Linked DNA regions of Homo sapiens: region 1 is linked to region 2. A link is an interaction called in ENCODE POLR2A ChIA-PET data of the cell type or tissue named here. Cell type or tissue: GM12878. All regions are shown on one strand. Links, peaks and the distances in the headings refer to the core of each region. The heading gives the core; the rest is flanking DNA.

Evidence for each region. ChIA-PET counts read pairs that join two places held together with the same protein. Peaks named below come from ENCODE experiments on the same cell type or tissue, not always from the same donor. Only the 100,000 strongest peaks of a DNase experiment are listed, where the experiment ranks them.
Region 1: POLR2A ChIA-PET joins it to region 2 with 5 read pairs; 1 of 35 experiments calls an interaction of 5 or more read pairs at or near these places.

Annotation. Positions count from the first base shown.
Region 1 is chr5:123,454,615-123,457,476 of GRCh38, forward strand. No RefSeq gene overlaps it. Among named protein-coding and RNA genes, the nearest start is that of CEP120, 33 kb to the left of the region's middle. In GM12878, for the core only: no CTCF peak of the experiment used is centred there; a DNase peak (open chromatin) is centred at 1,195; H3K27ac peaks cover 402 bases.
Region 2 is chr5:124,518,195-124,521,122 of GRCh38, forward strand. No RefSeq gene overlaps it. Among named protein-coding and RNA genes, the nearest start is that of LINC01170, 81 kb to the left of the region's middle. In GM12878, for the core only: no CTCF peak of the experiment used is centred there; a DNase peak (open chromatin) is centred at 1,497.

The DNA.
Region 1 (2,862 bases), core at 1-2,500, 1.1 Mb before region 2:
TAGACAGAAAAGGAAATTAATCTACATGAAACTCTAAGGGAAAAATGTAGGTTTACAAGTAGTGAGGAATGGCGAACTATTTTTTTTTTTTCTGCAGGACATTTCTGATGAGTCATGTTTATATGCACAAGTATGTATACCCACTGTTACTACAGGCATAGTAGAGATACAGTTGGCTGCAGGCTGTACACAATAATCTGAAGCCTGGCTGTAAACCTTCTCTTCACATTAATCTGCCACACACTCTGATGATTAGGAATCCCTGATCCACTAATAATCTTTTCTACTATGAATATATAGCTGAACAATTTGTGATTACAGTTGCTAATATATCCTGAAGTACATCTAACCTCCAGTTGATGTCCCATCTGGTGGTGTTTCCAGTTTTGTGAGCTTTATCTCTGAATCAACTTTAATAGAAAATAGTAAGGTCCTGAAGCACTAGTAGTCACTTGGTTCTGGAACCCTATTTATCTCTGCATTTCAATAATGGGCATTTTTATGTAATGCCAATGAGCAGGGAATGTTCACAGAATGCACTATGTAGGGATTCCCTAATATCTGCGTTGTAGCAGCATCTAACCATGTGCCATTCAAGCATATTGTAAGCAAAAGGGATGGATTAGCCCAGTGTGGAACAATTAGAAATGAGCCAGCTTGCCTGAAACAAAGGCTACGGAAAGAGATTAAGAGTAGAGACATCTGCTTACCATCAAGGGTAGACTATAAATAGCAGTAGCAGCCTGAAACCAGAAAGTGATATATATATATATATATATATATATAAATGGAAAGGTCTATTGTTCACATACAAACTTTCCAAAACCATCACGACTGCCCCATCATCATTATCACTAATATTCCTTTGCAAATATTTATATTTAATATGCATTGAAAAATCAGGTTGCTTGTTTTAACATAAAACCAGAGTGTGTGATATAGGATGGTATATATTATTTTCAAATTTTAAAAGGAAAAAGAAAGCTCATAAAGGAATTACCCCAGTTATTCAGAGAGTTCAAATGTTTCTGTTTTGGTTATCCATCCTCTCTGATACAGCTCACAGGGAAGCTTCAAGTAGTTAGGAACTAAAAGGTATAAACCAATATTCACCGAGTCTTCTGAAAACACCATGACTTGCAGTTTCACAATTTTAAGAGACAGCACCCTGCAATACCATACTGTGCTTGAACATATGCAAAGAAGGATAATTATAACCATTTTTCAGTCTTGTGCAACTAGAAGTGGAGATATTGCACCCGATCTGCAAACTTCATTATGAGGCCACTAGGGTGTCCATCACTGTCAAATTCCTATTGGCATTTCAATTAAAGAGGAAGGATGGGGAGAGGGAAAGGGAAGTGAAAGGAGGACAAATATTATTCCTAGAAAATAGGCTCAGATATTTGTACTTAATATTTTCTACATTTTGATTATTTGGCAAGTGCCATGGGAGAGAGTGATGTCCAACTTTGCTTGTCATTTATCTCAGCTTATCCTTTGTTCCCAGTCACAGACTCAACTGGAAGCACTGTGCAAATTACCCCATGATGCAAGCATGCACTTAAGCCAATGGGTTATTTTGTATTTGAAGATGTCCCACCAAATTAATAACTTATTATTTATTGAGGGTTTTTTTCCACCAAAGGTGTACTAGATTTTCACCTAATAATCTATATACACTTATTCAGTTCCTGCCTGTGACCAAAGGCCAATTTTTTTTTTTTATCAGGTGCTTACCCAGGGCATGGAGTACAATGTATGATCACGTGGACAGATATTCTCCATAAAGTAAGAGGAAAATCACATGGAGAGTGAATCTTTGACCTAAGACTCATAAATACAAAGCACTTGCCAACTGAACTAGTGGCTAAAGAGAAAGAAAGCATTTCCAATTAGGAAATAAACCTGGTTTCACAATACTGTCTATCAAATATTAAGGGATTCTCAGCACTTTTGTCCCAGGTCAAATAATTCTAAACTTTTATTCTTTACTCAGAAAGCTCTCATTTCCAGAGACTAAACAACCAAGCACATCTGTGAATCTTGATTAAATCCTTATTTTAAAAATTGTAAAGACATTTTTGGGATGATTGGAGAAATTTGAAAATGATTATATTAGGTAAATTAGTGTTATATTTTGGAATTACTATTATATGTGCAAATTACTGTTCTATTTCTTAGGGACCATAATGCTATTATAGTTTTATATGAAAATATCCCATCTTCTTAGAAATTACAGCTGAAATATTTAGAGGTGAAGTGTGATGTCTGTAACTTTCAAATGTATATACACACACACACAAAGGAACTATTGCAAATTATTAACAAGGTGGTGGGTTATTTATTTTGGTATTCTTTCAACCTTTCTATATGTTTTAAAATTTCCATAATAAACATTTTGGAACAGTAATTTCTCTTTCTCAAGTTAGGGCAGCTCAATGGAAACAAAAACCAAAAAAAGCCACCACTCCAGGCATTGCCAATGTTAATGGAGATGAGAACACCTCTCCTAAGTTACGTTGCAAAGAAAAATAAATTTGGATGATCAAGTGGGCTTCATCCCTGGGATGCAAAGCTGGTTCAATATACGCAAATCAATAAATGTAATCCAGCATATAAACAGAACCAAAGACAAAAACCACATGATTATCTCAATAGATGTAGAAAAGGCCTTTGACAAAATTCAACAACGCTTCATGCTAAAAACTCTCAATAAATTACGTATTGATGGGACATATCTCAAAATAATAAGAGCTATCTATGACAAACCCACAGCCAATATCATATTGAATGGGCAAAAACTGGAAGCATTCCCTTTGAAAACTGGCACAAGACAGGGATGCCCTCTCTCACCACTCC
Region 2 (2,928 bases), core at 288-2,787:
CATTTGTAACTCCCCAGTGTGTATAGACTTGATGGTAGCAGTTCCCTGAATCCTTTGGGGGAAGCTGAAGGCACCAGATCCTCCCTCCCCAGAAACAGGGGTAGTCACCTTATGCATATATGACCCAGAGCTGGCCTAGAAGATGCTCTTGTCTAGGGCTTTGAATCCTAGCATTGTAATGCCAAAGCACGAGAACTGCTTGGATTCACCTACAGCAGGAGATGTGATAGGAAGGAATATCCTCATTAATTGAGGAGGAGGCTGCAGATGGAGAGGTTGTCCCTTCAGTAGCAGAAGTCCTGTCCTATAGTACTGGTGGTAGTGACATTCTGGTCAGGCTGCTTCTGCTAAAACATGACGGCACTACTCCCTGATTGTTGACTCTCCTGGCTTCTGTCCACTTTCCCAATTCTAGTTCTTCAATCTCCTATCAATTCTGAAGCCCCCAAGAACTTTGTGAAATTTCACCTATTTGCTTAACGACACTGGAGACCATTTGTGTCCCTCACAACTAAAAGATTCCTAATGAACTTAGAGATTGTGGCTGATAATTAGATAGTTTGCTACTGTAAGCAGAATATATTTCTTCTTAACAGAGCTTGCCTGGTTTGACCATTGAGCTGCCTAAAGCATGTTATTGTTTCTATAGTGTCAACAAATATGCTATCCCATTTCATCCTCTCATTGATCCCAGAAGGGCACAAGATATAAAAATATAAATATTTCCAGCTGGGCATGGAAGCTCACATCTGTAACTCCATATTTCCAGCTAGGCATGGCAGCTCACATCTGTAATCCCAACACTTTGGGAGGCCGAGGCAGGAGGATCACTTGAGGCCAGGAGTTTGAGACCAGCTTGATCACATAGAGAGATCTTGTTTCTACAAAAAATTCAAAAATTAAACAGGCATGGTGGCTTGCGCCTGTAGTTCTAGCTACTTGGGAGGCTGAGGGGAGTGGATCACTTGAGCCCAGGAGTTTGAGATTGCAGTGGGCTAGGATTGCACCACTGTACTCCAGCCTGGGTAAAAGAGTGAAACCCTGTCTCCAAAATAAAAAAAAAAAGAAAAGAAAAATAAATAAATATTTCTAACTCAGTGGTGGTAAATTTAAGGTTCCCAGATAGTAATTGACTTGACCAAGGTCAATGCAGTATTAAGGAATAAATCAAGATTCATAACCAGAACTGATCTATGTTCAGTCCTTTTTTACTATACCACTTTGTCTTCTCCAAAGGAGTTGCTTTAACTGCAATAGCCCAACATAGAAAAGGCTTTTTTATCAGCAGATGGAAGGGAATGCTCCTGAAATTTTGCCCAAAGGACTGGCCCCTTGCTTGTACAGGCATAAGTAATCACCAGCTTGCTTAATTCTAGCTCTGCACATTGCCATGACTCAGTGCCACTGGCTCTCCAACAGGATATAAATAGACCCTCAGAGGAAAAGCAGATTCATGACAATTAACAGTCTATGTGGTATAGCACAGCCACAGAAACTAAATGGCTATACCGATTGTGCCCCCTTAAAAGGTGTAAAACTTCCTCTTTCATATTTCATTTCAGCCTGTAACTTTTTTGACATTGTCATATCACCTCCCCGTCCCTGCTATTTTGACTTCTTCCGGATCTGGATGCAGTATGAATTCTAGAAGTACAAATTCTTTAAAATGCCACCCAAGAGGCTTAATCTATTTTCTAAATTTCCACCTGTCTGAAGTCTGTCCTGTACACCTTCTTCTAATCTAAACACTTGTTTTTTAGTGTTGCTTCTTAAAAGAACGAGCAGGCCTTAAAAGCTGATGTTTTGGCAAAGACAGAGTACAGGAAAAGTTACCTGAACTAAGCAACTTGGAGAAACAAGTTTGAAAGATAGTTCCCCAGCTGCAAGTGGTGTGTGAGGGGTAGACCACACCTGGGTCTGAGGGTTGGTTAAGCTAGTGAGTGAGTATCAGAGATGGATTAAAATGACTGTGGCTATAAGGAAGATGAATAGAGCAAGAGCATGAATAATGACACCAGAATAACAGGCATATTTCCATTCCTCTTTATACACAATTGAGCCACTAGAATTTGAAAGCAGACTTGTAATTGCTAGAGAACCTCACTCATTAGAAGGAGTAATTTTGAAGGGGAACATTCCTAGGGATTGAAGATGGTATAACAACTGTGTGAGACTCCCCTAAGAAGTGTGTGAAAGAGGAGACTAGCAGTGAGCAACTCTACTTCCTGCTACAATTCACTGTGGACAGGGAACAACTCCTATGGAACTTCATGAAGGAGGCCTAAACCTCTGTCATCCACTGGGTTTTGTGAGCAGCCCCATTCTGCTTTCTATCATGGAGAGTAACAAGAAATTGAAAATGAATATGAGTTTTGTGGCTTACAGATATGTAAACATTCATATCCTTCACAGAGGCCGGGCACGGTGGCTCACGCCTGTAATCCCAGCACTTTGGGGGGCCGAGGCGGACGGATCACCAGGTCAGGAGATCAAGACCATCCTGGCTAACACTGTGAAACCCCGTCTCTACTAAAAATACAAAACATTAGCCGGGCTCGGTGGCGGGCGCCTGTAGTTCCAGCAACTAGGGAGGCTGAGGCAGGAGAATGGCGTGAACTTGGGTAGCGGAGCTTGCAGTCAGCCGAGATAGCACCACTGCACTCTGGCCTAGGCGAAAGAGCGACACTCCGCCTCAAAAAAAAAAAAAAGAGTTAGATCGCAGAAAATTAAAAAAAGATAACAGCCAGAAAAAAAATGGTATATAGCCCACATCCCTGGGGTAGGGCCAGCAGTAAAAATGGAAGAGAGAGAGCAGGGAAGCCTACTTGTGACCCTTTAACATGACTGAAACGATTCTGCCATCCAGACTACCCAAAGAGATTCACTTTATCAGTCAGTGTTTTTTACTGCAGACAACAGAATCTATTA